Linked DNA regions of Homo sapiens: region 2 is linked to region 1. A link is a loop called in an ENCODE intact Hi-C map of the cell type or tissue named here. Cell type or tissue: heart right ventricle. All regions are shown on one strand. Each heading gives the region's core, and the rest is flanking DNA. Links, peaks and the distances in the headings are about the cores only.

Evidence for each region. A loop is a pair of places that touch in the nucleus more often than their neighbours do. Peaks named below come from ENCODE experiments on the same cell type or tissue, not always from the same donor. Only the 100,000 strongest peaks of a DNase experiment are listed, where the experiment ranks them.
Region 2: a loop joins it to region 1, with 8 times the contacts of the local background. A loop is called at or near these places in 8 of 110 quality-filtered maps.

The regions. Positions count from the first base shown.
Region 1 is chr18:6,129,315-6,137,213 of GRCh38, forward strand. The region is part of intron 14 of L3MBTL4 (L3MBTL histone methyl-lysine binding protein 4); the gene reads right to left. Among named protein-coding and RNA genes, the nearest start is that of L3MBTL4-AS1, 120 kb to the right of the region's middle. In heart right ventricle, for the core only: no CTCF peak of the experiment used is centred there; a DNase peak (open chromatin) is centred at 3,883.
Region 2 is chr18:5,978,794-5,986,692 of GRCh38, forward strand. The region is part of intron 16 of L3MBTL4 (L3MBTL histone methyl-lysine binding protein 4); the gene reads right to left. It overlaps LOC121725015 (a long non-coding RNA gene), which reads left to right. Exons shown (of 3, transcript NR_172505.1): 2 at 6,210-6,306. Among named protein-coding and RNA genes, the nearest start is that of TMEM200C, 87 kb to the left of the region's middle. RefSeq lists enhancers at 1,162-1,331, 1,532-1,621. In heart right ventricle, for the core only: no CTCF peak of the experiment used is centred there; a DNase peak (open chromatin) is centred at 1,298.

The sequences.
Region 1 (7,899 bases), core at 1,355-6,354:
TTGCTTCAAAATATCAATGCATGGATACTCTTAACAATTTACTGGAATTCTCTCTGTGTGTGTGTGTGTGTGTGTGTGTGTGTGTGTGTGTGTGTTCCAATTCACTCATTTCATCATTAAGTTTGGTATTTCTTCCCTTTGGTAATCATTTTTAAAAATTTGTATAACTTTTTGAGTTGAAAGTTGAATTAGTTCACTTTCATTATTTCTTACTGAGTAAGGTATAGATTTCTCTCTGAACATATGTACTATGATATCCTAAAAGTTTATCTCTTCAGTGTTCTCATTATACTAAGTCTAGATTTTCTGAGATTCAGGTCTGGGTTCTCCTCTGATCCCATGATTGCTTAAGTGCTAGAGTGATAGTTATAAACGTTTTTGCATTTGTTCTAGGTGACTGGACTTTTTCTCAACAATTTCTTATTTCATTGCATTTTGATCAAAGAGTAGGTCTGATGTTTTGTTTTGAGAATTTACTGAGTTGTGTGTGGCCTAACGGTAGAGTTTTGAAAAGTGCTTTTAGGCAGATTTATTCTGTTTTCAACTTGATGTATATCTTTAGTCACTCTTCCTCCTTTTCTTAAATCATGTTATTCAGATTCTGTATATTCTTATGTCTGTTTTGCCTGTTTACTCCATCACTCTCTGAAATGGGTGAATTAAAGTCTCCTTATATTATTTTATTTCTCCTTATATTTTCTGCCATTGTACTTCCCAAAACATGATATTATACTCTTTAGTGAATAAAGACTATGTCTGTTTGAATCTCATCATAAAATTGAATCTTTTGTAGTGTAAAGAGCTCTCATTTACAGATGAAGAAATGAAGTTAGGAATAGTGGGGCGATTTGCCTCATACTGCAGAGTGAGCGGTCAGTCTGGATGTCCAGTTCAGGTGAGTTCCAGGCCTTAAACCTGACTAGTGAGACTGACACCCCCCACCCGCCACACACACACATTCACTCACAAAGGGGAACAGACGTGAAAAGAAGAAAACATCTAAAATAATTTCCATCATTATTTTTGGGCTGACCGAACAATTCCAGGTAAATCCTGAATAGAGGGTGAGTTGTCCTATAAGTTTCCACTAAGAGCACCCAAAAATATATTAGATTTATCTGATACCCGCCCCCCCAACTTCTGAGCAGTAAATGCTCCTCTTCTATTTGTATTGTTTCAGGTTTGACACTTCAGTCATGTATGCTGTGCCCTGTGTCCCACACAGGAGTTCTAGGGCAAGAGGCCTTCACATTGTAACAATATCTGGCTCTCAATGTAAATAATATAATTATTGGTTCTTCAATAAATTACCTGTGTATGTTTTATGACACAGAGGTAGATCAAGTCTTCTGGAGTCTGTGTTCTACTCATTTGGAAAAAAAAATTTCGTATCTAATCCTGGACCTTGACTCAAAAGTAAATTTACATCTTGTAGTCCCAATATTGTCATCTTTAAATATTCCTATGTTAACAAATACACCTACTTCACTTTATTCTCTATGTAAATTCATGCAAATAAAATGTAAATTGTGTGCCAAAAGTCCTATTTTCATACAGATAAGAACTGATGCAATTTATTTCAAATAATAATTTATCCATATTCTACATGAATTCCATACAAGTTTGAGTATTATTGCTAACCCCCTATTTTAACAAAAACTAAAATAAACTTGTCTGACATCCATCTAAAAAGGACACCCAGGGTCCACCTCACCTATCAAAGTGAGGTAGTATTTTCAAATGTCCTTAGCAATATTTTGATGTCATCGTTCTCTTTGTCAGCTGTACAAAATAAGATGCTGACAACTTATATTAAGAATACTGTTTACTTCCTTTCAAAACACCAAGGCTTCAATATCAGAATCAGAAATTCTGATTTGAAATGGTAAAAACAACATTCTGCTTGCAAGCACTCCACTGCCTGGGAGCATTTTCTAGAAAAGCAGCTGAAATTGCCACCTTCTTAAAGTGGAGCACTACATTTTCACGCTTTCCCCAGGGTTTGGAAGCAGAAGTCAACTAAGTTGTTTTATACCAGTCCCAGCCAAACCGGAGGGGCTTGGTCTTTTGTTCTGTTGTTTTCTTTTATTCTTCTTTTTCTTAAATATAAGAATATTTGTCTGAGAATCTTCTGGACTAGAGACTGCAAGAAGTGTCTTGTAAAATGATGCCTCTCTGGTAAAGGTACATATCTATGACAAGAGGAAAAAACCTTTTATTTTGGAATACACAAGTTTTACTCATTTAAATTCATTAGGAAACTCAAGCTAGAAATGATGATTATATTAATAGTACACCTAGGAATCTGGGAGAATACAGCAAAGATTTAAAAATTTTATCTCTTCCTCACCATCTCTGACATAAAAGAACAAAATGTATAATGATAACCTCAGGTGTTTTATGGAAAATTTCTAGCAGGCATGCATGTGTGTGTGCGCAAGTGCATGTATATAATATTCTCAAAAGATACTATCCAAGGTTGGTACTGAAGAACAACACTTTTAATCTTTTAGAGCTATATAAATTTAGACTATGACAGCAGTAAAAATATAAGAAAAATGCAGGGATTATGAATGATATCAATTTTTTACAGTTAATTGCAAGAGAATTTTAGTAAATTCTTAAGTTGTACCACAGTTACATTTGTAAATTGATTAACTGGGTAAAAAACAGTGATTATATGATTAAAACAAGAGAGACATCCCCAGCATTTCCTAGAGCTAACCTACATTACTCATGATCCACACTCTCCAATGATACCCTTTCAGCCAACAGTAACTCCATCAAGGATTTATCCTCATTCCTTGAATACAAGGAATTTTGAATTCCTTGTATTAAGACAAAATAGTGTTTAATATAATAAAATTTGTTTGCATTTCCTTTCACAGATAAGTTAAAATGTATTTACCTGATGGTTTACATGTTTCATAACTCCCCTTTATAAAACGCAAGGTCGAGAAACATCCAGTTCTCTAATTTTTGTCTTCTCCATTCTAGATAGATGCTAGCTGCAGGTACTCATTGCCTTTCATTTTCATTTCTGAGACCCTGGAATCATGAAGCTTTTGGAGACCTTGCTCTTACTTGAGTTCGCTCTCTAATAATGAGGTCTGGAACTGGAGAAGAGCTGATAGAATTCATCACCCCAGCAGCCCTGAGCATGTGTGAGGCCTGGAGACAGGATCGCTTCTCAGGCCTGCTGTCTCCCTAAAAATGCCCCATTCTTCTCACTATCACACCTTCAGTATTTCATTTTTTTCTCTAAGCTTCATATAATGCTTTTCTTTAAACCTTTCTTTTTTATATTCTTCTCATTCATTCAGAAATTCTGAGGCCAACCTTTAAAGGCTACTTAGTAGATAAACTTAAGTCAAATATTCTCTTGATAATTAGATAATACAAAGAAGAACATCAATTAGACCCCATTTACATTATGTCAGATGAGAGAAAGTTCAGAGAAGCTGCTGGAACAAAGTGCAGCATGCCCATTGTGTCTGTGTCCACAGCCTTCTCAGAATCTAGTAGGGAGAGGTCAGTCAGAAACACACACGCCCAGCGCAGGAGGCAAGCTGGCTTTGCTGAAGTGGAAAGAGAGGCTTGTGTGAGATGCTCTGCTACCTTAAAAAGCAGTCCAAGAATGGTCGGTGTTATTTTAGCACCAGTTCCACGGGAGGGGTATCAGCAGAGAGCTCTAAGGGACAGACAAATTGCAATACCATGGTGTGACGAACTTTGACGATAATGATTCAAGTTTTGAAGGAGGCATTAAGATGGCCAGTCACTTCACAGAAGTACCTGTCGCTCAAAATACTACAATGAGAGGGCACAGTGTGCCAGGCTCTCTGAGGGCTGTCTGACAGAACTCTCAGGGATGATGGAACCGTTCCATATCTTTGCTGTCCAATACAGTAGCCACTAGTCACAAGGGCTGCTGAGCATGTGAAATATGGCCAAGCGTGTGTGAGGAACACAGAGGCAGGGGACTAACGAGTACCATAGTGGGTGTTACAGCTCTAGATCACACACACACACACACACACACACTCCCCCCACACACAAACAGAAGGCCTGAGGAAGATGATCTCCATGGCTATATACTCCTAGTGCTTGTCTAGGAAGTGGCTCCATCAACTCCAGCAGAGTCCTCGCTAATACAGGGCACCCTCCTAATCATGGGCTTCTCCCCTCCTCTCCCCTTCCCTCCCTCATCTTTCCTTTTTCCTGGTTTCCTCCTCCCCTCACAGAGCACTAATGTTACAGCAGGTATAAGACATTGAACAGATTGTGAAAAAAAATGTGGGTAGCTAGGCAGACATGAGCAGGGCGGGAAAGGCCCCCTACCCCAGGAATGTCAGGCAACCATCAGGTGATGGTCAGGTGGTTGTTCGACTGTCTCTCTAAAATAATAATTGGTCACAGCTGGGAGGTGCCAGGGAAAGGCAGCCTCCCAGTAGATGGGAAACACCTGAAACTGGTACCAGCCGCTTCCTGATAAGATCTCAGGAGTTGGGTGAGTGGGCCCCAGCCTGTTCACTAAGAGGCAAAATGGTGGAGTTTAACTGGCACATGACCTTCCTCTAGGAACATTCAACTGGTAAGGGAAAAATGCCTCAAATGAGCACGTACACAATCTTCAGTAAACACATTGTGCATATGGCCTGTATTAGTCCATTTTCACTCTGCTGATAAAGACATACCCGAGACTGGGAAGGAAAAAGAGGTTCAGTTGGACATGCAGTTCCACATGGCTGGGGAGGCCTCATATTCATGGCAGAGGGTGAAAGGCACTTCTTACATGGTGGGAGCAAGAGAAAGTGAGGGAGAAACCAAAGCAGAAACCCCTGATAAACCCATCAGATATCGTGAGACTTGTTCACTATCACAAGAATAGCATGGGAAAGACCTGCCCCCATGATTCAATTACTTCCCCCTGGGTCCTTCCCACAACACTCGGGAATTCTGAGAGATACAATTCAAGTTGAGATTTCAGAGGGGACACAGCCAAACCATATCATTCCACCCCGGCCCCTCCAAATCTCAGGTCCTCACATTTCAAAACCCATCATGCCTTCCCAACAGTTCCCCAAAGTCTTAACTCATTTCAGCATTAACCCAAAAGTCCACAGTCCAAAGTCTCATCTGAAACATAGCAAGTCCCTTCTGCCTATGAGCCTGTAAAATCAAAAGCAAGCTAGTTACTTCCTAGATACAATGGGGGTACAGGTACTGGGTAAATACAGCTGTTCCAAATGGGAGAAATTGGCCAAAACAAAGGGGTTACAGGGCCCATGCAAGTCTGATATCCAGCAGGGCAGTCAAATTTTAAAGCTCTCAAATGATCTCCTTTGACTCCAGGTCTCACATCCAAGCCACGCTGATGCAACAGGTGGGTTCCTATGGTCTTGGGCAGCTCCACCCCTGTGGCTTTGCAGGGTACAGCCTCCCTCCTGGCTGCTTTCATAGGCTGGTGTTGAGTGCCTGCAGCCTTTCCAGGTGCATGGTACAAGCTGTCAGCGGATCTACCATTCTGGGGTCTGGAGGACAGAGGCCCTCTTCTCACAGCTCCACTAGGCAGTGCCCCAGTAGGGACTCGGTGTGGGGGCTCTGACCCCACATTTCCCTTCCACACTGCCCTAGCAGAGGTTCTCCATGAGATCCCTGCCCCTGCAGCAAACTTTTGCTTGGGCATCCAGGCATTTCCATACATCTTCTTAAATCTAGGCGGAGGTTCCCAAACCTCAATCTTGACTTCCATACACCCACAGGCTCAACACCATGTGGAAGCTGCCAAGGCTTGGGACTTCCACCCTCTGAAGCCATAGCCCAAGCCTTATGTTGGCCCCTTTCAGCCACAGCTGGAGCAGCTGGGAAACAGGGTACCAAGACTCTAGGCTGCACACAACTGGGCCCAACCCACAAAACCACTTTTTCCTCCTGGGCCTCCAGGCCTGTGATGGGAGAGGGTGCCGTAAAGGTCCCTGACATGGCCTGGAGACATTTTCCCCATGGTCTTGGGGATTATCATTAGGCTCCTTGCTACTTATGCAAATTTCTGCAGCCAGCTTGAATTTCTCCTCAAAAAATGGGTTTTTCTTTTCTACTGCATCATCAGGCTGCAAATTTTCTGAACTTTTATGCTCTGTTTTCCTTTTAAAATGGGATGCTTTTAACAGCACCCAAGTCAACTTTTGAATGCTTTGCTGCTTAGAAATTTCTTCCACCAGATACCCTAAATCATCTTTCTCAAGTTCAAAGTTCCACAAATCTCTAGGGCAAGGGCAAGATGCTGCCAGTCTCTTTGCTAAAACATAACAAGAGTCACCTTTGCTCCAGTTCCCAACAAGTTCCTCATCTCCATCTGAGACCACCTCAGCCTTATTGTTCATATCACTATCAGCATTTTTGTCAAAGCCACTCGACAAGTCTCTGGGAGGTTCCAAACTTTACCACATTTTCCTGTCTTCTTCTGAGCCCTCCAAACTGTTCCAACCTCTGCCCTTTACACAGTTCCAAAGTTGTTTCCACATTTGCTTGTACCTTTTCAGCAGTGTCCCACTCTAATGGTACCAATTGTACTGTATTATTCTGTTTTCACACTGCTGATAAAGACATACAGGGGACTGGGAAAGAAAAAGAGGTTTAATTGGACTTACAGTTCCACATGGCTGGGGAAGCCTCAGAATCATGGTGGGAGGTGAAAGGCACATCTTACATGGTGGCAGCAAGGGAAAATGAGGAAGAAAGCAAAAGTGGAAACCCCTGATAAACCCATCAGATCTTGTGAGACTTATTCACTATCACAAGAATAGCACGGGAAATACTGGGCCCCATGATTCAATTACCTCTCCCTGGGTCCCTCCCACAACATGTGGGAATTTTGGGAGATACAATTCAAGTTGAGATTTGAGTGAGGATACAGCCAAACCATATCACAGCCCCTCCCAAGTGCTGGCAGGCCACTGCACATGTGGACAGTCCACTCCAAGGAAGAATCAGGGTGACTCAGGAGAATAGGGTCTGGAGGCAGGGAACCTAAGGCCAATTCACGCTGACTTCCTAGAACTAAACGAAAAGAAAACCCCCAACTTTCCACACTAAAGTAACAAAAGGACCAGAGGCTACTCCCTTTGCACCCCTCACCCCCTGCTTTTCTGCATGAAAGATGGAAAATTGAAAGTATCTCTGATTGGTTGTAGACAGCAACCAGATGTGGAGAGCAACCAATCAGATGTTTGCATAGGAGTGTAACTTTGCAACTTCACTTCAGCCTCTGATTGGTTGCTTTCCACAACCGATCAGACTGACTGTGGCCCACTACTTCACCTACATAGAGTGTACCAAGTAACCAATGGGAAACCTTTAGAGGGTATTTAACCCCCCTAAAAATTCTGTAATGGGGATCTTGAGGCCCTGTGCTTGGGTGTGCTCCCACTCTATGGAGTGTACTTTCACTTTCAATACATCTCTGCTTTCATTGCTTCATTCTTTCCTTGCTTTGTTTGTGTGTTTTGTCCATTTCTTTGTGCCAGACACCAAGAACTTGGACACCCTCCACCAGTAACGAGGACAGAAGAAATGCAGCGCCTAGAATTATGCCAATGTATAAAAACCCCAAGGCAAGGCCTAAATGGCTCACTTGACTTTCTCAAGTTGCCCTCCTGGCCTTCTTCCAAGTGCACTTTACTTCCTTTTGCTCCTGCTCTAAAACTTTTTAATAACATTTCACTCTTGCTCAAAAACTTGCTTTGGTCTCTCACTCTGCCTTATGCCCCTGGGACAAACTCTTTCCTCTGAGGAGGCAAGAATTGAGTTACTGCAGACTCCTTACAGACTTGACACTGCTGGGACTAAGACATCTCCTCCGGGTCCAGCTCCACATTCACAGTCTGAGTCCCACAG
Region 2 (7,899 bases), core at 1,265-6,264, 150 kb before region 1:
GGAAGTTAGCCCTGGCTTCAGCTATATGGGCACCCAGGCCTACGGTGGAGGGCAGTGCAACCAGTCCAAAAGCCTGAGCAGGTCTGCGTGCTGCTCTCTCAACTCCCACAACGGGAGGGGCAGGGGAACGAATATAAGCTATCAGCCTTAAAATCTGAGCACGACCTACCTCTGGGAGGGCAGACACCATATTCTATTTGTTTTTGTAACCTCCACCCCCCGGCACAGCACCTGGTACACAGAGGTGCTCAATAGCTGTTTGCTGACAACCAACGGGGCAGGAATAACTCTTGGGAAGGGGCAAAAGAGTGGATCCTTCTTGGATGAAGGAAAGCCTGGAGCTCCCCCAACTCTGTCCATGCTATGAATGAATGCCTCATGGATTGTGCCTCCCTTTTCTCTGGGAATGTGCCCCATTCCCGACCCCTGGGCACACCATTTGAGCAGAGGGTCCACAGGGGTCAACTTGAACAGAGAGACCCCTGACTGAAAAAACTCTTGAGGTCCAGTGTGTCTCCAAGGTTCCCAGGCTCATGTGGACACACAGCCAGCCCAGGGCACAGCACCGTGCCTGTCATCCAGGAGTGTACAATCAGAATGACAAGTCTGGGATCAAATGGAATGATCCCTGCCAGAGGCCAGGGAACAAGCCTGTGCTGGGCCCCTCTTAATCATCTGCTTTATTCACTCCAAGTGACTTCATGAAGGATGGTGCTATTAGCCCTCTCTGACAGATAACACAGCAGTCTCAGAGACACAATGTAACTTGACAAAAGTGATTCAGCAGCCCAGGGTGGAGCTGGGGTGCTGATCCTAGAGCCTACCACACCAGGGGCATTTTTTTCCTCCAATCCTTCAATAGTGGGTTATTTCTCACACTGCCTGTACATTCCTGTTTAGAAGGTGACAGGCAGAAGTCACACTTTGGGGGCAGGGTGTGGCCAGATAATCCTGAAAAGAAGGGTTGTCTCTTCTTTAGCAAGGTAAGCCTCTGTGTTGCAATACTCAGCATCTGAATCTCAAGACAGGTCCCTGGAGGTATTGTCAGATTTATCTCAAAATAAACATTGCTTCCAGGGATCCTGCGTGGGACCCTTGGAGACCTAGTCAAAGGAGCACCTTAGGGTACAGGAATGACAGCCACCTGGGCTCTGCCTGGCAGGCAGTAAAGGCACACGTCGCCTCCAGGGGCCACACTCACCTCTCTGGGAAAACAGGGCTGCTGCTCACCCTGCTTGTCCCTGGCACAGAAAGCTGCCTTGTCCCTGGCACAGAGCTCAGCACAGATGCTGGCTCCTAGGCACCGCCGAGGGCTCCCCTCATGGAGTGGCTGACGTGCTGACAGACATAGAAAAGTCAGTCTGCGTTGTGGGGTGCTCTCAGGGCCAAGTGGCTTGTTCTGGGAACCACCTGTTTTCACAGGCTTATGTGCTCCCTGCACCCTGCAGACAGCTCTTCCTGCTTCTCAGCAGAAACTCTCCTAGGCCTAAGGCCACGTGTCATCCCACCCACTCTGGGAGGGTGAGAGGCCAGGATTCCCCCCAGGAAGTGAAACAAAGCATCCCCGTCTCAGGTGTACACCATATTGTATACTTTTGATTCTTTTGTTGAAAACGTATAAATAAATTAGTTTGCGCTTTTTTTTTTTTTTTTTTGAGATGGAGTTTTACTTTTGTCGCCCAGGCTGGATTGCAATGGCATGATCTCAGCTCACTGCAACCTCTGCCTCCTGGGTTCAAGCGATTCTCCTGCCTCAGCTGCCTGAGTAGCTGGGATTACAGGCTTGCACCACCACCCCTTGATAATTTTTATATTTTTAGTAGAGAAAGGATTTTGTCATGTTGGCCAGGCTGGTCTCGAACTCCTGACCTCAGGTGATCTGCCCACCTCGGCCTCCCAAAGTGCCAGGATTACAAGCATGAGCCACAGTGCCCGGCCTGTGCACTTCTTTTCACATTTCACTTTTGGGCAAACTCAATGAAGAAGTAGCTCATGGGCTATTTTCTTCTTGTAGGAGTTGTGCATATTTCCAGCATTTTCCTGGCTTTGCAGAGAAGCCAGAAGCAGCGGTGCACACAGGATGAGTTGCTCCTCAAGCCGCCCTTGCCTGGGCTGATTTGTGTTCCCTCTCGCATACACCAAGGCTAGTGAGGCGGAGGATGGCAATTGCTGGCTGTGCTGCTTGGGGAAGCATGCCCAGGTGTCTGTGCCCACACCAAATTTCCCTCTGCTTAGCTTTCTGAGGAGGCCCTCCTGCCTGTTTTTCAGGTTTCTCTCTGTTCACACAAATCAAATGTGTGTACTCAAATATGCTCTCCCACCACTGACCTCTTGGTGTTCTCTGGGCTCCTTGGCCTGGTCTCACCTTATGCTAATTACAGGCAGCAAGCACAGTGGGCTGTGATGATTAGAAAATATATGGGTCAAATAGAAAATAAAATTAAGGCTAGTCTTCTTTGTTATGCAAGTAAAAGAAGAAATGAGTATTCTTACTATTTCACAGACTTCAGTCTTTAAAAATTATTAGAACTATGAAAAGTTCTTTGTTATACAAGTAAAAGAAATGAGTATTCTTGGTATTCCATAGACTTCAGTCTTTTCTTTAAAAATTATTAGAATTATGAAAAAAGAAACAATGAATGACACTAACTTTTAAGAAGACTGAAGTGAGATCAAACATGCAAAAGGCTCTGTGCTCTTCGTTATGGGATTCAGGTCCTGTCGGAAACTAAGTTCCAAGGGCTAGGTGCAGTGGCTCATACCTGTAACCCCAGTGCTTTGGGAGGCCAAAGTAGGAGGATCCCTTGAAACCAGGAGTTTAAGACCAGCCTGGGCAACACAGCAAGACTCCTTTCTTTGAGGAAAAAAAAAAAAAGCCAGCCTTGGTGGCTCCTGCTTGTAGTCCCAGCTACTCCGAAGACACTTGAGTCCAGGAGTTTGAGGTTGCAGTGAGCTGCGATTGTGCCACTGTACTCCAGGCTGAGGGACAAAGTGACATCTCATCTCAAAAAAAAAATTTTTTTTTTAAAAATAAACTCCAGTTCCAAGTCACACAAAAGCTATTCTGTTCTGTCATCTATTATTCTCTTCTAGAATAAATATCTCCCGATGCAACATGCACAGACACTGTATCTTTTTCCTATTTATCAACAGTCAAAGGAACAAAAAGGTTTCAATATTCTGTGTGTGTGTGTGTGTGTGTGTGTGTGTGTGTGTTTTGGGAAAAAAAAGGAAGAACGAAAGCAAAACACTTGAAATGTTTAAATGGCAGGAACAAGTAACTTGCATAAGTTAAAGAACAAATTATGAAGCAAAGGGATAATGAAGGAATAGAATTAGCCCCTCTATGTTGCGTTTCAACCTCCTATTTAAAGAGAGTCCTGCTAGTGGAGCTACGAGCTCCCACCGGAGTGAGACCTGCACTCCTGCTTCCCACACAGGGTGCCCACTCCCCTGCACTTTGGCCCAGCTCCTGCCACCCCACCCTTTTCTTAAACTTGATAGACGGCCTAAACAATCTGGCCTCTTCATTGAGCTTCTGGCTTTCTTTACAGTGCAGAATAGACTTCCCAGGTCTACCCAGCTGTGGACACAGCCAGAGGTTGTTTCCTCATGACAGGTCAGCATAGGAGCCAAGAACATTCAATTAGTCTGAAGCAAGGTCTCTGTCACATGAAATTCACACCTTTCAATTAGAATTTTTTGCAGAAGCACAGAAGCAGAGAAACCACAGACAGAGCCACTCAGAAGCCTGGGTTTCATAAAGACTCCCAGAGGTCATGGAAAATGCCCCGTACAGAGTCAACGGCATAGTTTCAGAAAATACACATTGAGAAACGTGCTATAAATTAGTTCATTTCAGATGCTAATTTTATACTCATAATAGCTGGCAAAAATGACATCTATCTCATTGCTATTTTAAAAAAGTCCAGAGATTGGATCAAAGCTACTATATTCATCACACATATGCTTAAGAGGGATAAGAGATGATATGATTTACCCTGAAATTAATTAATTTACTATGTTTTCCCATTTATGTGAATAGGCCAAAAGATGCAGAATTTGAAAATGATGTTTTCTATCCATATTAGTAAATATAACTACTAAGTAATTATTTCTTAGTAACTGGTTTAAAGCTATCATATCAGAAATGCCAGTAACAACCGAGGGGCAATTGAGGAAACCGGCTGAAGGCTTCATCACCTCAGCAGAAAGATGACAATTTCCTTAAGTCTTTTACTCCTACCATGGACAGTAATATGAAAACTGATGCGATTTTGTTAAGGGAGGCTCAAGTTGCTCACGTCACGAGGAAACACAGTCTTGTAAATTAAGGCCTTCGTTTCCAGCATGAAGGAAACTCCTTACTTGTAACGATATGGTAAGCCTCTTCTTCAAGTAAATGACACTTGTATTCAAACCTGTTTTACACTGCTGTGGGAAATAACTGCATTTGGAATCCGTAATTTTCTCTACACGGCTACTTTCTACTTCAGGAATAGCCACTGTGGAAGTGCTGTCACTAGAATACAGTTACATTTTAAGGAGCAAATGCTTAAAGACTACCCAGTCGTAGATAACCGAATCACTGCTAGTGAATTAGAGAAGTCAGTGGTAACACCAACACTTGAAACCCCAACACAACCCTTTTCTTAATTATCAACTATAAAAGGCAAGCTGCTAACGTGTGTGTTTGTGTGGGTGGGGATTAAAAAAAAAACAGTGTTAGGGAATAGAACAACTTTCCTGAAGCTAGCGTTTGAAGAAGACTGACTCGAGTAGGCTGTCACCACACTCTCAAGATCCTGTTGGTTATCACGGGTAATATTTAGGAACATTCTGCAGAGCCTCTAATAAGCCATTTGAAAGGGAAAACACTGAGCACAGGATTGAGGAGTGACGGAACACAATGGCAGTGATGAAAACCAGACACAGCAAGTTTCTGAGGCTAGGTGACCCCTCCCACTTCCCAAATAGCCCAGGACTCTTCAGGGAACTTACTGCCTCTGATTTTTCAGTCTTTCTGTAGGCTGATTTCCTCATACTAAACACTCCTCAATGATACAGTGAGGCTTCATTGTGTCATATTTTATTCTAACCTGGGAATGGCAAGATCATCTGAATTTTATTTTTTTTGAGATGGAGTCTTCCTCTAACACCCAGGCTGGAGTGCAATTATGTAATCTAGGCTCACTGCATCCTCTGTCTGCTAGGTTCAAGCAATTCTCCTGCCTCAGCCTCCCAAGTAGCTGGGACTACAGGTGCATATCACTGTGCCTGAGTAAGTTTTGTATTTTTAGTACAGATGGGTTTTCACCATGTTGGCCAGGCTGGTCTTGAACTCCTGACCTCAGGTGATCTGCCTGCCTCAGCCTCCCAAAGTGCTGGGATTATAGGCATGAGCCACCGCACCCTGCCCATCTGAAATTTATTTAAAGGCCATGTAAATTTATTAAGACATACTGGTGTTAATTCTTTGGAGGAATGCAAGGATAAATGATTGTGGCCACATTTCTGAAGTATGATAGTATTGCTGAATCCCATTATTGAGCCATACTTTATTGTAGAATATTTCCCATCTTAACACTATGGTGACAACTTTCATATACCACAGAAAAATGATTTCTCTTTAATGGCTTCCTCTTTTTAGTGGCTTCCATTATGCTATTCAAAACTGAAAATGACGACAGATGAATAGAAATCCAAAGAAAATGTTAAATATGCTTAATTATGTTGCTGTCACAATGCAGGAAATTCTTCAGATAACTGAATATTTTTTTGGGGGGGAAGCTTTTTAAAATATTCCAGAGGTAATTCCATTTCAGATTTTGAACAGAAAAGGGAGTCCCCCTTCCCCCACCTTGATACATTATTTCTATCAAAGGTAGCATTGCTGCTCATGTTCTCATTTCTTTCTTGGTGAGAAAATTAATTGATACGCTAGAGTAATTTTCATCCAGAGTGAATCTGAATGTTGTTTCTGAATTATTTTTGGACCTTGGCTTTCTTAATCATAGCTAATGATCTACGTGTCTTTAGGAGTATTTTTTTCAGAAGGGAAAATTTTTATAGGTATAGATTATTGGTCAAAATCATTGGTCAATTCTTGGTAAGGAAAATAAAAACTGCTGCTTGGGCCTCAAACTATGCTGTCTTAATGACTAGGAAAACATAATTCTCAACTTTTCCATTTTTTTTTTTCCTGGGAGCTCCAGATAACAGCACTATGGGAAGGAGGAAGAATTTAATGAAAGCTTGTACCTGCTGGCTGAAACTAAGCAGCCTATTTATAAACTGCTCTGAAATGTAAGTAAAAAGCTCTTACCTACTCAAGGTTCAAATGAGAGTGCTAGCAAACTAGTGAAGATACAAAGGAGAAACACAAGCTGGGAAAGAAGTGCATAATGGATTGAAGCAGAGGCAAGAATGGGAGAGATGATACTAGGGAATCAGTGGGAAACCGGAAGGCAGATTTTTGTTAAGGCTGACCTGAATAGCCCTGGAGGTAACATAATGTTGCAGGTAAAGAATAGATTATTAAATATTGGGGCAAAAATCTCTGCTTGTTCTGTTCCCAGTAACTAAAATCCAGTCCTCCTTCCCTTTGTCTGACCAAGCCTGAACACGTCCTCCATGGCCCAACACTCAGGCAGTGCTTACTACATGCCAGGCACTGTTGTAAGGATTTTAAGTAAGGAAAAGGAGGCACAAAAAGGGAATGGAATTTGCCTAAGAGATTTGCCCGAAGGTAGCACAGTCAGGACTCCTAATGAGGCTGCCTGGCTCCCAGGTCTGTGCTCTGGACCCTACGTTATATTCCCGAAGGATGTTTAAGTTATAAAGGAAGGTTCTTAACAAATAGGCAAAAAATGGTCTGGAGATGAGGGCTTAGGGAGATGACATGCTGAGGGAATTATTTACCTACCTACCTGGGAGTAAGGGCAAAGTCTTAAGGTGTGATGTCCATGGGGTGGTTTTAGAGCACGAGACTAGGGAAAGACAGCTCAAGTTGAGGACAAAAAACAGAGATCACACACAGTAGAAGTGAGGGATGGGGATGATGCTACAAATGGACCAGGAGAGAAGCTAATTCAAAGGAGGTATTTTGTGGTTGGGATCTTGGAGAGGGATGCTGTAGAGGGTCAGAGGGCAACAGCAGGTATGACTCTGGGCAGGTGTGTCTAGGACCAGCAACCAGGGGTGCTGAGCAAGAATGCAGTCTTGGCTGAGGTCTGGAAATGAAAAGTGACCTGGCCAGAGAGAGCAACCAATCCACAAAAATTGTATTGGTGGAGCAGCTGATTTACCTGAGAATGAAATAAGAAGGTGCTGAGAGGCCGAAAGAGATGCCTGCCTTTGACTTGTTCCCCTGAGTCTCCTAACAAGTGAGCATGTATGAATGAGAATACCTTTCACCTAGAGGTTTAAAAGTCATTTCATATACGATGGTATTTGAGCCCCCAGTAGTCTTGTGAGATATTATACCATGTTCCCATGTTCAAATGAGGAAACTGATATGCAGATTGCCTCAGAAGCCATAGAGCTAGCAAATGATATGAGGTGGGAATCAAACCCGGAACCTGACTTCCATTTCACTGCTCTTTCCATTAACTTAATATTCTGCTTTTTCGTCTCTATGAAGTTTATACTTCAGTGTTTGCATGCAACATCATATGATGAGGTCATCTTTAATAAACATTCCTTGGGAGCTTCTAGCTTGGAGCTTTCATCTCCCTTCATTGCCTTTGATGGCTGTTAATTTTTCTTTTCTTAAACTTTAAAATGTGCCCTTAAGCAAAGATTTCAAAATAGGCACTGTTAAATTCTGCTAAAAACAAAACCAATAGTTCTGTGCCAGAGCGAGCCTTCCCTATATTGGGGAACTGCCTGAGTGAGTCT